Regions from separate parts of the Homo sapiens genome. Here region 2 is linked to region 1. A link is an interaction called in ENCODE POLR2A ChIA-PET data of the cell type or tissue named here. Cell type or tissue: OCI-LY7. All regions are shown on one strand. Each heading gives the region's core, and the rest is flanking DNA. Links, peaks and the distances in the headings are about the cores only.

Region 1 (7,690 bases), core at 1,043-6,042:
CCATCAGTGATAGACTGGATTAAGAAAATGTGGCACGTAAACACCATGGAATACTATGCATCCATAAGAAGGGATGAGTTCATATTCTTTGTAGGGACATGAATGAAGCTGGAAACCATCATTCTCAGCAAACTATCACAAGGACGGAAAACCAAACACCGCATGTTCTCACTCATAGGTTGGAACTAAACAATGAGAACACTTGGACACAGATGGGGAACAACACACACTGTGGCCTGTCATGGGGTTAGGGGAGGGGGGAGGGATAGCATTAAGAGATATACCTAATGTAAATGACGAGTTAATGGGTGCAGCACACCAACATGGCACATGTATACATATGTAACAAACCTGCACATTATGTACGTGTACCCTGGAACTTAAAGTATAATTTTTAAAAAAAGAAAAAGCAATATTGTAGATATAACTAGGTAAGAATTTACCCACAGATTCAAAAAAGTTTATGAACCCATATAGGATAAATACAAACAGAACTATAGCTGGGCAACCAAAGACCAAGAGAAATCTTAAAGGTGGCCAGAGAAAAGAAGATATTATTTTTAGAGAAGCTACCAAAAAGACTGAAAGCTGAGTTTTTAAGAAAAACAATAAAAGTCAAAGCTGGAAGGAAAATGACTGCCAACATGGAATTTTATTACTGGTGCAAATAATCTTCTAGAAAGAAGGTAAAATAAAAATGATTTCAGACAAACAAAACATAAGAGAATTCATAGTAAGTCCAAACTAAAAGAAATACCAAATTAAGTTCTTTTGGCAAAATAAAAATTATTTCAGATGGAAGTATGGTAATGCAAGAAGGAATGAGAAGCACTGGAAAATGGTAAACATGCTGCTGATACTAAATAAAACTTGATTACTTGGTTGTTTAAAAAAAAAAAGAAGAAGAAATAATATACATAATATTTTTTGACTAAAATGCAAAAATTAACAACATAATCAAAAACCAAAAAGGACCTTTCACCTAGAAATTAAAATACATGTTATTAAATAACACTTGGGTCAAGAATATTATATTGAGGAGAAAACCGGACTCCAAAAGTATATACCGTACGATTTTATTTATATAAAGTTAGCAAGCAAAAAATCCATTGTAATAAAGGTTAGAATAAAGACCAGGCACAGTGGCTCACACCTGTAATGCCTGCATTTTGGGAGGCCAAGGTGGGCAGATCACTTGCGGTCAGGAATTCAAGACCAGCCTGGCCAACATGGTGAAACCCCATCTCTACAAAAAATACAAAAAAATTAGCCAGGCATGGCACACACCTGTAACCCCAGCTACTCAGGAGGCTGAGGCCTGGTAATCGCTTGAACCTGGGAGGCAGAGGTTGCAGTGAGCCGAGATTCCATCATTACACTCCAGCCTGGATGACAAAGCAAGACTCCATCTAAAAAAAAAAAAAAAAAAAAAAATTAGAATACTGGTTACCTTTGAATATTGACTGCAAGTGGGCACAAATAAACTTTCTGGTGTGTAAAATAGTCTAAATCTTGATCTGAATGATGTTTGCCCAGATCTGAAAACTTATCTAGCTGTACACTGAAAATCTGTGCATTTTAATATATATAAATTTTACCTCAGTTTAAGTAAATCAACTGAAGTAATTCATTACACTAAAAATTAGAAGAAAAATTATATTATCACTTCATAGCTACAGAAAAAGAATTTAATAAAATTCATGATCTGTTTATTTAAAAAAATCTAGGAATAAGAGGAAACCTCCTTAATCTGATATAGGGTGTCATAAAACAAAAAACCATACTACTCTGAACTGAATACTTAACATTGAAGTATAAAAACTTTCCTCTAAGATCAAAAATAAAGCAAAGATGCTTGTTATCTCAACTTCTATTCAATATCATACTGGAGGTCCTAGACAGAGCAATAGAGCACTGTCCTTATTGGCAAGTGAATGATTGTGCATGAAAAAAAACAAAATAATTTAGAGATAAATTATTATATTTAATAAGTGCATTTAGCAAGATCTCAATACCCAATTTACAAAAATTAACTGTATTTTATATGTAAATAGAACTATTAGAGAACTAAATTTTAAAATAGCATTTACAAAAACTTTAAATACCTTGGAATAAATCTAGTAAAATCTAATACGCACAAAACTTCAGAGAACTCTATTTTTTATTTTTTAAAAAATAATTTCAACTTTTCTTTTAGATTTAAGTGGTACATACAGAGGTTTGTTACCTAGGTATGTTGTGTGATGCTGGCACTAAGGGTATGATGGATGCCTTCTCTCAGGTACTGAGCATAGTACCCAATAGGCAGTTTCTCAATCCTTCCTCCCCTGCTTTCCTCCCCACTCTGGTAGTCCCCAGTTTCTGTAGCCACAATCTTTTATGACCAGGCGTACCCAGTGTTTAGCTTCCATTTGTAAGTGCGAACATGCAGTGTTTGGTTTTCTGTTCCTGCATTAATTCACTTAGGATGATGGCCTCCAGCTAAATCCATGTTGCTGCAAAGGAACAGGTTTGGGTTTTTTTTTACAGCTGTGTAGCATTCCATGGTGTATATGTACCACATTTTCTTTATCTAATCCATGATTGATAGGCACCTAGGTTGATTCCATGTCTTTGCTACTGTGAGTAGTGCTGTGATGAACATGCAAGTGCCTGTCTTTTTGGTAGAACAATTTATTTTCTTTTGGATATATACCCAGTAATGGGATTGCTGGGTTGAAAAGTAGTTTCATTTTAAATTCTTTAAGAAATGTGTAAGCTGCTTTTCACAATAGCTGAGCTAATTTACATTCCCACTAACAGTGCATAAGTGTCCCCTTTTCTCCATAGCCTTGCCAGCCTCTGTTGTTTTTTAACTTTTTAATAGTAGCCATGCTGATTGGTATGAGATGGCATCTCATTGTGGTTTGGATTTAAATTTCTCGGATGATTAGTGATGTGGAGCATTTTTTCATGTTTGTTGGCCGTTTGTATGGCTTATTTTGAGAAGTATCTGTTCATGTCCTTTGCCTATTTTTTAATGGGGTTATGTGTTTTTTGCTTGTTGAATTGTTCAAGTTCCTTATAGATTCTGGATATTAAACCTTTGTCAGATGCATAGTTTGCAAACATTCTCTCCCATTCTGTAGGTTTCCTGTTGGTAGTTTATTTTGCTGTGCAGAAGCTCTTTAGTTTAATTTGGTCCCACTTGTCAATCTGGGTTTTGTGCAATTGCTTTTGAGGACTTAATCATATATTCTTTTCCAAGGCTCGTGCCCAGAATGGTGTTTTCTAAGCTCTCTTCCAGAAGTCTACCAGTTACATTTAAATCTTTAATCCATCTTGAGTTAATTTTTGTATATCTTGAAATGTAGGGGCCCAGTTTCATTCTTCTGCATATGGCTAGCCAGCTATCCCAGCACCATTTATTGAATAAGGAGTCTTTTCCCCATTGTTTATTTTTTTCAACTTTGTCAAAGATCAGATGGCTGTAGGTGTGTGCCTTTATTTATGGATTCTTAGAACACTAGGTATTGTAAACATATTAGTTCTTCCCCAAATCAATTGCTAGATCCAATGCAACTACAATAAAAATCCCAGCAAAGATTTTTTGGGGGATTGAGGGAAATTGACAAGCTTTTAAAATTAATTTTTGAAATGCAATCAACAGGGCCAGGCACAGTGACTCATGACTGTAATCCCAGCACTTTGGGAGGCCAAGGCAGAAGGATTGCCTGAGCCCAGGTGTTTGTGGCTGCAGTGAGCTATGATTGCACAACTACCCTCTAGCCTGTGTGGCACAACAAGACCCTGTTCCTAAAAAAAAGAAGAAAAAAATTGCAAAGAACCAAGAATAGAAAAAATAGTTTTGAAGAATACATTTGGAGACTCTACACTACTGAATACCGTGCTTTATTAATTAAGACAAGGTGGCACTGGTGTAAGCTTAGGCAAATGGACCAGTGAAGCAGAAGAGGCAGTACTGAAATAGATTCTGACATACACACATGATTTATGACAGAGGTGGCATTGCAGAATTGTTGGTAAAAGAGAATTGTCAACACATAATGGTGGATCAATTAACTACCCATACAGAAAAGAATTAATCTTGATTCCCACATGTGTCATGTAAAGAATGAACTCTAGATGTTTAGCAGATCTGAAAGGGAAATTTAGAATATGACATACGAGAACACCTCATGATCTTGTCATAGGCAAAGATTGATCAAACAGGAAAATAAAAGCAATAACCATAAAGGAAAAAATTATAAATTGGATTATATAAAAATTAAGAACTCCTGCTCATCAAAAGATTCATTTAGAGAGTTAAAAGGCAAGATACAGAGCAGGAGTCCGTATTTGCAATACTTACATTTGACAAAGGGTCAGAACATGTAAAAAATTTCTTTAATATAAAGAACATGTAAAGAATTCCTTTCCTTTTAATAAGACAGACAATCCAATAAAAACATGGGCAAAGGACTTGAACAGACATTTCACAAAAGATAAACTCTAAACAGATAATAAAACATTAAAAAATGCTCATTCATCATCAGGAAAGTGCAAATCTAAAACTACAATAATTAAATTTAAGAAGATTGATAATACTAAGTTTATGTGGAGCAATAGAAACTCTGATACACTGTTTGGGGGACCATAAATTGGAACCATCACTTTGAAAAACAATTTGGAAGTATTTACCAAAGCTGAACACATGACATGATACATTGCCCAGCAAATCATCTTATGGGTATATGCCACACAGAAATGTGTATATATGTACCAGAAAATATGTATAAGAATGTTCATAGTAGGATTATTCCTAATTGTCACTAACTGGAAACAATCTATATGTTAATCAACAGATCAGATATTAAATTTTGGTATATTAATAAATGGAATTTCATTCAGCAATGAAAATGAATAAACTTCTTACATGCTGCAATATGGAAGAATCTTACAAGTGTAAGGTTAAGTGAAAGAAAGTAGACACAAAAGAGAAGCAAAACTATAATTTCACTTATATAGAGTTGGCACACAGGTGAAATAAATCTGTAGTTTTGAAGGTCAGATAGTGGTACCCTCTGGGGAGTACAGAAGCCATAGTGACTGTGAGGGAACAGAGTAGGGTTTCTTGATGTTCTATTTCCATTGGATGCTCTATTTCTTGATATGTTAGGGGTTACACAGGTATGTTCACTTTGTGAAAATTCACTGATATGTATACTTAATGATTTATTCTCTTTTAGTGTATTATACTTCAGTGGAAAAAGTATCAAAAAGGAAAAAAGTTGAGGCAGTATGAATCTGCAAAATTAATAAGTGGGAAATAGTTACCAAAATGAAGGAAACTTTTTTAAAAATGGGACTACTTTGCACAATTTAATACAAATAACTTTGAAAAGCTAGATAAAATAGGTTATTTTCTAGAAAAATACAACTTACCCTAATAGAAACAGAAAATCTAAACATCCTAATTACTGAGAAAGGAAGAAAGAAAAGAAAGAAAGAGAAATGGTACAACTGTATGCATGAAAAATGCAGAAGAACAAATGAGAAAGCTGTTTGGAACAATGGCGGAATTTAGTACAGTAGCAGTTTACAAATTCATCATGCAAAAATCAATAGCCTTCATTGGTACAAACACAACAGCTAAAATATGTAATAAAAGACATCTTATAGGATGACCAAAAAGAAAAATAATACCCAGAAGTAAACTTGACTAGAAAATGTCTCAAATTCATGTGAGAAAAACTACAAAACATCGCCAAAAAATAAAAAAAAATAGAGACGAACAAATGGAAAGACATACTGTGCTTTTAGATTATAAAGCTGAATATTCTGAAGATGTCAATTGTCGTTCAGTACAATATTTAAATGCAATGTGATCTCAATAAAATACCATCATGCTTTTTTTCAGGAGCTGAACAAAATGATTATAAATATTATTTGGAAGAACAATAGCCTCTAGGCTATTGTCCTGAAAAAGAAGAACAATGGGGTCGGAGATAGGGGAAGAGTAGTCTGTCCTTATTAAATATTAAAATATAGTTAAAGCTTCTATAAGTAAACCACTATGGTAGGAATAGACTGACCAGTGAATAGAGCAGAAAATCCAGAAATAAATCCAATGCATTCGGAAATGTACATGAAAAAGGCAGCATATCAGATCAATGGGAAAAAGATGTACTTTCTAATAAGTATTGGGATAAGTAGACAGCCACATGGAAAAAGATAGCATTGGATCCATTCTTCATACCACATTCAAAAGTAAATTCAAATGTAGCAGAATTAAATGTTAAACCCTAATGAAACCACAAGTCCTAGAAATAAGATTTGAAAAAACATAGGATAACTTCTCTTTAATTTGGGAAGAAGGCTACTTTCCAAACTGTGATTTGACTAGAAGAAAAAAGGGAAAAAGTGATACATTTAATAATACATAATTTTAAAAAATTGAATACAAAATAAACATGATAAGCAAAGTAAAAAGTCTAACAGCAAACTGAATAAAATAGTTGCAACTTGTGTCACAAAGAGTTAGTAATTAAATATATAAAATGCTTCTAAAAACTGAGAAGTCAAAGGCACAAAATCCTATAGAAAAATGGGATAGAGACAAAAGCAAACATTTTAGTCAAAAAGAAACATAGCCAGGTGCAGTGGCTCAAACCAGATTCTAGTGACTGGTGAGGGTCTCACTCTGTCTACCCAGAGCCAGGCTGGAGTGCAGTGGTGCAATCATAGCTTACTGTAACCTCGAACTCCTAGGCTCAAGTGATTCTTCCACCTAAGCCTCCTTAGTAGTTAGGACTACAGGTGTGAGCCACTACACCCAGTTAATTTTTAAGAAATTTTTTTTTGTAGAGACAGAATCTCACTATGTCATCCAGGCTGATCTTGAACTCCTGGCCTCAAGCAATCCTTCCAACTCACTTCCCAAAGCTCTGGGATTACAGGTATGAACCACCTTGCTTGGAGATTGGCAGTAAATGTTCTAATACATTTACTCTTTGATATAAAAATGCTACTTATAAAACTCTATCACAAATATGCACTAGCAAAATATAAAGACATTCAAACACATCAAATTCACAAAACCATTCATTAAAATGGTTTGAAAAGAAATTTGTAAATGCAAAATACTGTAAACAACCCAGATCACTAGGGAAAAGGGAAATAAGTTTTGGCACATCCACAGACTGGCATATTAAAGAGGAATATGGAGTATCTCTACACACTACTATAGAATGATGTCTAGTGCATAATGCTAGGCAAAAAAGGCAAGTTGGGGAAGTGTATAGTAATATAAGTGTGTGTGTGTGTGTGTGTGTGTGTGTGTGTTATATTAACTACTTACCTAGTTTGGTGGCATAACCACACAGAATGGAAATGTCCCAAGTAACTTTAAAATGCAGCATTTTGAATACTTACCCCTAGTGGAATACTAAGCCCTCCTTGTTTGTGGTTTCTGTATCTATACAGTCAACAAAACACAGATCAAAAATACTCAAAAAAAAAATTGTCTGTACTGAACAGGTACAGACTTATTTTTCTTGTCATTATTCCCTAAACAATACAGTGGTACAACTGATTACACATCATGTACATCATATTAGGTATTATAAATAATCTAGAGATGATTTAAAGTATATGGGAGGATGTATATAGGTTATATAAATACCAGGCCATTTTATATAGAAGATTTGAG
Region 2 (7,690 bases), core at 1,834-6,833, 420 kb before region 1:
CATGGTGTAAGAAAGGGGTCCAATTTTAATCTTCTGCATATGGCTGGCCAGTCATCCCAGCACCATTTATTTAATCGGTGTCCTTTCCCTATTGCCTGTTTTTGTCAGCTTTGTCGAAGATCATATAGTTGGAGGTGTGCAGCTTTATTTCTGGGCTCTCTATTGTGTTCCACTGGTCTATGTGTCTGCTTTTGTACCAGCATCATGCTGTTTTAGTTACTGTAGCCCTGTAGTATAGTTTGAAGTCAGATAGTGTGATGCTTCCAGCTTTGTTCTTTTTGTTTAGGATTGCCTTGGCTCGTCAGGCTGCTTTTTGGTTTTATATGAATTTTAAAATAGCTTTTTCTAGTTCTGTGAAGAATGTCATTGGTAGTTTGATGGGATTAGCATTCAATCTATAAATTACTTTGGGCAGTTTGGCGATTTTAATGGCATTGATTCTTTCTATCCATGGGCATGGGATGAGCATGGGATGTTTTTCCATTCATTTGTTTTATCTCTGATTTCTTTGAGCAGTGTTTTGTAATTCTCATTGTAGCGATCTTTCACCTCCCTGGTTTGCTATATTCCTAGGTATTTTATTTTTTTTGTGGCAATCGTGAATGGGATTGCATTCCCGATTTTGGCTCTCGGTTTGGCTGTTGTTGGTGTATACAAATGCTAGTGATTTTTATACATTGATTTTGTATCCTGCAACTTTGCTGAAGTTGTTTTTCAGCTGGAGGAGCTTTTGGACAAACTTTCTGCTTTTCTCCTTTCCCTAACCTATGCTATCATCACCTCTTGCCTAGACTGCTGTTACAGTGTGATCTTCCCATTTCAGACTGTGTTTGTCAAGTCCATCCTCCATAATGGGACCTGATTGACCTTTTCAAAATGCAAATCAGAACATGTCACTATCAAGCTTAAAAACATTTAAAAGCTTCTATTACACTTGCTAAAACCCAAAATCCTTACTAAGGCCTGCAAGGCCCTGCTTAGCCCTCCAGCCTCATCACTATGGACCCATACCCTGTGACATCCCACCCCCTACTTCCATTTTATATAGGTGTCCCTGCCAAGTGTTCCAGTGGCATCTCCCACTTCTACCCCAGCACTCATCAGACTGTATGTAACTACTTGCTTAATTATCCATCTCCTCCATCATCGTACACTCAACTCTATGATAGTAGGACCTTGCTTGTTTTGTTTATTGTCTAGTATTCCCGTGGAAAGCACTCAATATCTGATGAGTAAATAAATAAATGAGTTACTTCGGCATGTGTGAATGTGTAGGCAGGGGTGGGGTCTTTTATGCTTCTCAAGCAAGACCAGTAAGGATGTCTGGCCAATTCAATTTAGTTCAAGACAACTCAGTCTAGCAAACAGTTATTAATGAGTATTTATTATGCACTATTGGGCATGTCACAAAGTTGGAGAAGACAAGGCCTCTGCCCTGAAAGACGGTTGCCCTAACCTAACCTGTCACTGGCTGGCATCCTGCTGTTCACGAACAGATGGTTCAAAATCACAGTGCCACTGATGTGAGGACTTCAGGAACTGCCTGATGCCTTCACTTCCCCCTTGATACCTCATCTGTCCTCACTTCAGGTGTTTGCCCAGATTATGCCCGAATTTGCCACATTCGTTAGTATGAGAAAAGAACCGCATAATGACAGAATTCTCTAAAGAACATTCCAATTCCCCACTGCTATGTGCCCTTAGCCACTGGGAAACAAGCAATTTCCACATAAGATTACATTTATAGCAGGAGGTACAGAAAAAGCAGGAGTTAGAAAAAAATCTCAATTCTGTCATGTAATAACAGTTCGACCTCGGGCAAGTCTTGTTTTTTTGTGTATGTTCGTATAAGTAGAGATAACAAAGCCACACCACAGGTTTTTGTGAGTATTAATGCTATTAACAAAAAATAATAATGGCTAAGATATATACAATGCTTGCTTTATGCTAAGTATTGTCTAAGAGCCTATCTCGTTTAATTTTCCTAACAGTCTTGTGTGGTAGTTACTAATATTATCTCTCCTGTTATGAGTAAGGCTGGTGAGGCTTAAGGAACTTTCCCTTAGTTCCTTTTAGTTAAAAAGCAGAGGAACCCGAGTTTTATGTGGGTGGCTTGGCTACATAGTCTGTGCCCTTAATCATCTTGTTACCGTATGAGGTTGAGGTTAATTGAAGATTTTCATAAAATTTCTATTCTATTATTGGGGAAAAACAGCAAAATATTTTTTAAAGGGACTTATTTTATTTCACTTTAATTCTCTTGTTTTCCAGGACCTACAAAGGGAGTGTGCTGTAAAAAGTTTTCTTATTCTATAGAATAAATGGGTGCTGTTAGAAATAACATGGCATCTTTTATGCTATTTTTTTTTTTTGGATGAAGTCTTGCTCCATCACCCAGGCTGGAGTGCAATGACGTGATCTCGGTTCACTACAACTTCTGCCTCCTGGGTTCAAGTGATTCTCCTGCCTCAGCCTCCCAAGTAGCTGGGATTACAGGCATGTGCCACTATGCCTGGCTAATTTTGTATTTTTAGTAGAGATGGGGTTTCGCCATGTTGGTCAGGATGGTCCTGAACTCCTGACCTCAGGTGATCCACCTGCCTCAGCCTTCCAAGTGCTGGGATTACAGGCGTGATCCGGCACCATGTCCGGCAACATCCACTTTTCTAACATGTTCCCACAGCCTTACTTCTGTGGGTCTCAAGCTTTCTTCGTACAAAAATAGGGTTCCACTGTAATGAAACACATTGGGGGATATGAATATTTGGGTCAAAGTCTATGGCATGTAATTGACCTCCCTGGAGGTCAAATAACCAAATTCCCTTAATTACACCTGCTTCTAGGTAACTGAGGCTATTTATACATTCATATTGTATTCTTTCAAAGAGAAATTGGATATAGTGGCAGGAATATAAGCAGTATGCTGTAACTTTAGAAATGTATGCATATTTACATACTTACGCACTCTATAGCTTATATTATAGTATGATTTATTACAGCAAATGAGCCCATCAGCAAAGGGCAATTTTTATGAAATGGCAGCAGCATTTAAAAAGCTTAAACACTGTGGTTCATATTTAGGCCTCAACCTGTTTGAAGGCACATTCTGAAATGTAGGCATAAGGCCCTAAAAAGATGTGAAAATAGGCTGGGCGTGGTGGTTCACAACTGTAATCCCAGCATTTTGGGAGACCTAGGCAGGGTGATCACTTGAGGCCAGGAGTTTTAGACCAGCCTGGCCAACATTGAGAAATACCGTCTCTAGTAAAAATACAAAAATTAGCCAGGTGTGGTGGTGCATGCCTGTAATCCCAGCTACTTGGAAGCCTGAGGCACGAAAATCGCTTGAACCCGGGAGGTGGAGGTTGTAGTGAGCTGAGATCATGCCATTACATTCCAGCCTGGGCGACAGAGCAAGACTGTCTCAAAAAAAAAAAAAAAAAAAGGTAAAAATAAACGTGCATTAAGTAAATAAGATTACACATTTAGTGAGATAAAACATGAACATTTAGAGAAACTGATATTTGGAGTATATGCAATCTATGGCTGAGAACATAGAGAGAAAATGTCTCCTAAGTGATGTTCTGACTGATTTGTATTCCCCCGAAATTCACATGTTAAAGTCCTAGCCACCAGTACCTCAGAATGTGACTTTGTTTGGAGATAGGGCCTTTAAAGAGGTAATTAAGTTGAAATGAGTTTATTAGGGTGGGCTCTACTTTAATATGACTTGTGTCCTTTTAAGAAGAGAAGAGATTAAGACACAGACAAGCACAGGGGGAAGATCATGGGGAGAACACAGTCATTTACAAGCCAAGGAGAGACAGGCTTCAGAAGAAACCAAGTACCGACACCATGATCTCGTTCTTCTAGCCCCCAGAATAGTAACAAAATAAATGTCTGTTGTTTAAGCCACCTAGTCTGTGGTACTTTGTTATGGCAGTTCCCAGCAAACTAATACAAGTGGTTTTACCACTTCCCACTCCTTGATCTTTTTGCCCTTGTTTTTGAAGACACAAGTATTGTTTCAAGTTTTTCTTCTTGATTTGCCGGTGAATATAACATGATTCTCAGAATAGCCAACGAGGAAGTCACAAGGGTTTCATTTCTGTATTGAAGTGTTGGCTGAGTCAAGTTAGAAGCTGGGAGACCTTATATATTAAGTTTATCCTTGAACGGGAACAAAGGATAGGATGCTTATTATATTTGTAGATGACAAGAAACCAGAGAGCACAGTCAACACAAATCATCTTGATTGGCTGAATAGGAGTTAAGCTGAAGTAGAGGAAAATTCCAAAGAGAAAAATCTAAGTTCTTGAACTTAGATTCAAAAAAGTCAATTGCATAAGTGCAAGATGGGAAAGAAATAAACAGTGTATGTACTGAAAACAGTGTGAGTCAACTGAATGATGAGAATGCCCCTAAATTCAGTGTGTTTATAATCCATCAATTATAGAGCCATTGTTTCCGGTGTGTCTGGTAATAAAATGAGCTGCTTTAGGAGGTAGTAAGCTTCCCATTGCTGGAGGTGCCCAAGAAATAATTGGGCGACTGCTTCTTAGGGATGTGGCAGAGGATACATAGATAGCTTGAAGACACACCTGTGGTTGAAGTTAAACTCACATTAATTGTTTCCTGAGAAATTGAAGACCTTCTGTCCCCATGTAATTCTGAGTTTTTGGTATTGCGATTTTTAAATATTAGTAATTAGGAAAACTGGGGGAAGGAACTGGAGATAGCTCTGAAAGCCGATACCACTATTAATTTGCTTTTATCTCGAGTTATTGGTATCTTTTTTGAGAGAAGTCATTTATTTAAATGCGGATTTGGAAACACTGGTCCTTGTATTGACAGTGGCCAGCCTGACAACTTCAGTTATTGACTGAATTTGATTTATTCTGAGGTTAGTGTCTTAAATGGTGATACGTTGATCTTGGTTTCCCCTCCGACCTTTGTTGCTTTTAAGATAATCAGAAGCTGATCTATAAAACATGTGTTTGCCTGCATAGACTAGTGAAATCTTACACTGGGAAAAGTCCCCATTTTAATAAGCTTTAAACAAAAAATTCTACCTTACATGCTAATTAGAATCTAAATTCAGGTGTTAACCTCTTTAACTGAAAGTGCATGTTGAGTAATTGCAGGAAAGGGGCCAATTTCAGGCACAGCAGTAATTACTGAATTAGTAGAAAAGTTCAAGTAGGGCTTCAGATTTCAGATCATTACTGAGCTTTCTGAGGAACAGCTAATCCTGGAGTGATTGGGCTTCTCACACCTGTGTGTGCACTTGTTTGTGTGTGTGTGAGCGTGAATAAGTATAAAGGAAGTTCCATTTAAATTTCAAAGAAATAATCTTGCAAACAACCACAGAATTAGATACTAATATTTCTTGTTATTTAAAAATATAATTTTAATGACCTCTGAATTGACCTTTAATGCTTCCCTACTGATTTTAAAAATGAGGGGAAGTCTGGGTGCGGTGGCTCACTCCTGTAATCCCGCCACTTTTTAGGCCAAGGGTGGGTGGGGGGGGAGATCACGAGGTCAGGAGTTCAAGACCAGCCCGGCCAACATAGTGAAACCCCGACTCTACTCAAAATACAAAAAAAAAATTAGGCAGGCCTGGTGGTGGGCCCCTGTAATCCCGGCTACTCAGCAGGCTGAGGCAGGAGAATCACTTGAACCCGGGAGGCGGAGGTTGCAGTGAGCCAAGATCGTGCCATTGCACTTCAGCCCGAGTGACAATGTGAGACTCTGTCTCAAAAAAAAAAAAAAAAGGAAAAAACCCCAGAATCTGTTCTATCTGATAAAATAACTTTGTTCTTAAAATTTAATCCCCGAATGTCCTGGGAATCAGCCTTTAATATGCTAAGAAGCATCTACCTCTTATATATACTCTACACTGAGGGCCTCATTGAATCTGGTTATCGCCAAAGGTTAATTAAGCTCTTAAACCTACTGTATACATTACATGATTTAATAATCATATGAAAGGACATCATGGGACGCAATGAGTAATGACAGGTAATGATGCTCCAGTGATATCCCCATCTTTGGTTGATGGTAGATGAAGCAATGTGAATAAGAGTTATGAACCTCATCACAGTATCAAGCTAAAGAAGTTAGCTGTGCTTTATCAGAATCAGAGAGTAAAGTAAGAAGTAAAGTGACAAAGGAATCAGTAAGCAGGACATTTTACTCAATGAAAAGGAGGAAGTTCCAAGGATGATGGTGAAGGGGGATTGTAAAGGGTGGATGACAGCTGTGCAGCAGGCCACAGGAATTATCCATCCAGATTGTAGCGGGCAGCAGGCTCTAAGAGAATGAAATTAAGATGAACTTGATAGCATCCATGATGTGCTTAAATACACTGGAAAAGATTGAGACAATAGGAGAGTGTGTGAAGATATATTGGTGATAAATATCTATAAAAATACACCAAGCTGAAACAAAAAGGTAAATGAAAAGAGAGAACCATTAACTAAAGAGAAAACAAAAAGTTATGAAAGATGCTATGGAAATAAATGAAAGATATCTTTACCTCCTACTATGGTATGATCAATATATCCAGGTTATATTGTTAAGTTAAATGCTTCCATTTTCCTATATATTAGTTCTTTCTCGCACTGCTATAAAGAACTACTTCAGACTGGGTAATTTATAAAGAAGAGGTTTAATTGGCTCATGATTCTGTAGGCAGTACAGGAAGTATGGCTGGGGAGGCCTCAGGAAACTTACAATAATGGTGGAGGGGGAAGTAGACATGTCTTATGTGGCCAGAGCTGGATGAAGAGAGAGAAGGGGGAGGTGCTACACACTTTTAAACAATCGTATGTCATGAGAACTCACTCATATCATGAGAACAGCAAGGGGGAAATCTGCCCCCATGATCCAATCATCCTCCACCTCTTCCAAAATTGGGGATTACAAGTCAACATAAGATTTGGGCAGAGACACAAATCCAAACCATATCACCCTAATAATATCCGTTTGATTATATTAAAATTAAAACAAGCAAAAACTCATCTGAGAGGGAGGTTAAAAATAAAAATAAAAACAAGAAAAATACAATTCATAAGATAAATTTAAGGCAAGGGAGGCAATAGCCAGAAATTTTAAAATATATATTGCTTTATAGATTTGATTTTGGAACCAAGTTAACATTCTACTTAATTACTAAACAAAATTAATTTTTAAAATACAATCCCTAAAAAGCAAAATAAAATGAAACAAATGAACCTCACTGTGTAGCCAGTGAATGGCATTATCTCACAGAGGAAAACCGTTCCGAATGGCTTTTACAACACAGTTATTTGTCTATGTGTTCTTAGTGGCATATATTCTAAGGAGAATTATTTTCAATAATTATAACTGTTTTCAATAATTATATTAGCAGTAGTAGTATTGGTATTGCTACTCTGAGACTATTGTATAATTATGTTGGTATCAACTGGAATATTCAGTTAAAAAAAGACAAATATGCAAGATCAATGAAGTTGAGAAAAACCTTGAATCTGTATTGACAGTATCAACATAAACTTGTATTTTATCATTATATATCTGTATCACATATATGTTACATATACATATCTTTTATCTGTTCACTGTTCACTAGAAAAAAATGATCAACCCAGTAGCAATAAGCACCACTCATGCTCATACCATGGTATCTAAATATAATTTCCCAGTA

Evidence for each region. ChIA-PET counts read pairs that join two places held together with the same protein. Peaks named below come from ENCODE experiments on the same cell type or tissue, not always from the same donor. Only the 100,000 strongest peaks of a DNase experiment are listed, where the experiment ranks them.
Region 2: POLR2A ChIA-PET joins it to region 1 with 5 read pairs; 1 of 35 experiments calls an interaction of 5 or more read pairs at or near these places.

What each region holds. Positions count from the first base shown.
Region 1 is chr3:182,346,373-182,354,062 of GRCh38, forward strand. No RefSeq gene overlaps it. Among named protein-coding and RNA genes, the nearest start is that of LINC01994, 140 kb to the right of the region's middle. In OCI-LY7, for the core only: no CTCF peak of the experiment used is centred there; DNase peaks (open chromatin) are centred at 2,919 and 3,839; H3K4me3 peaks cover 2,368 bases; H3K27ac peaks cover 4,515 bases.
Region 2 is chr3:181,928,262-181,935,951 of GRCh38, forward strand. No RefSeq gene overlaps it. Among named protein-coding and RNA genes, the nearest start is that of LINC01206, 20 kb to the right of the region's middle. In OCI-LY7, for the core only: no CTCF peak of the experiment used is centred there; a DNase peak (open chromatin) is centred at 3,990; H3K4me3 peaks cover 1,228 bases; H3K27ac peaks cover 1,805 bases.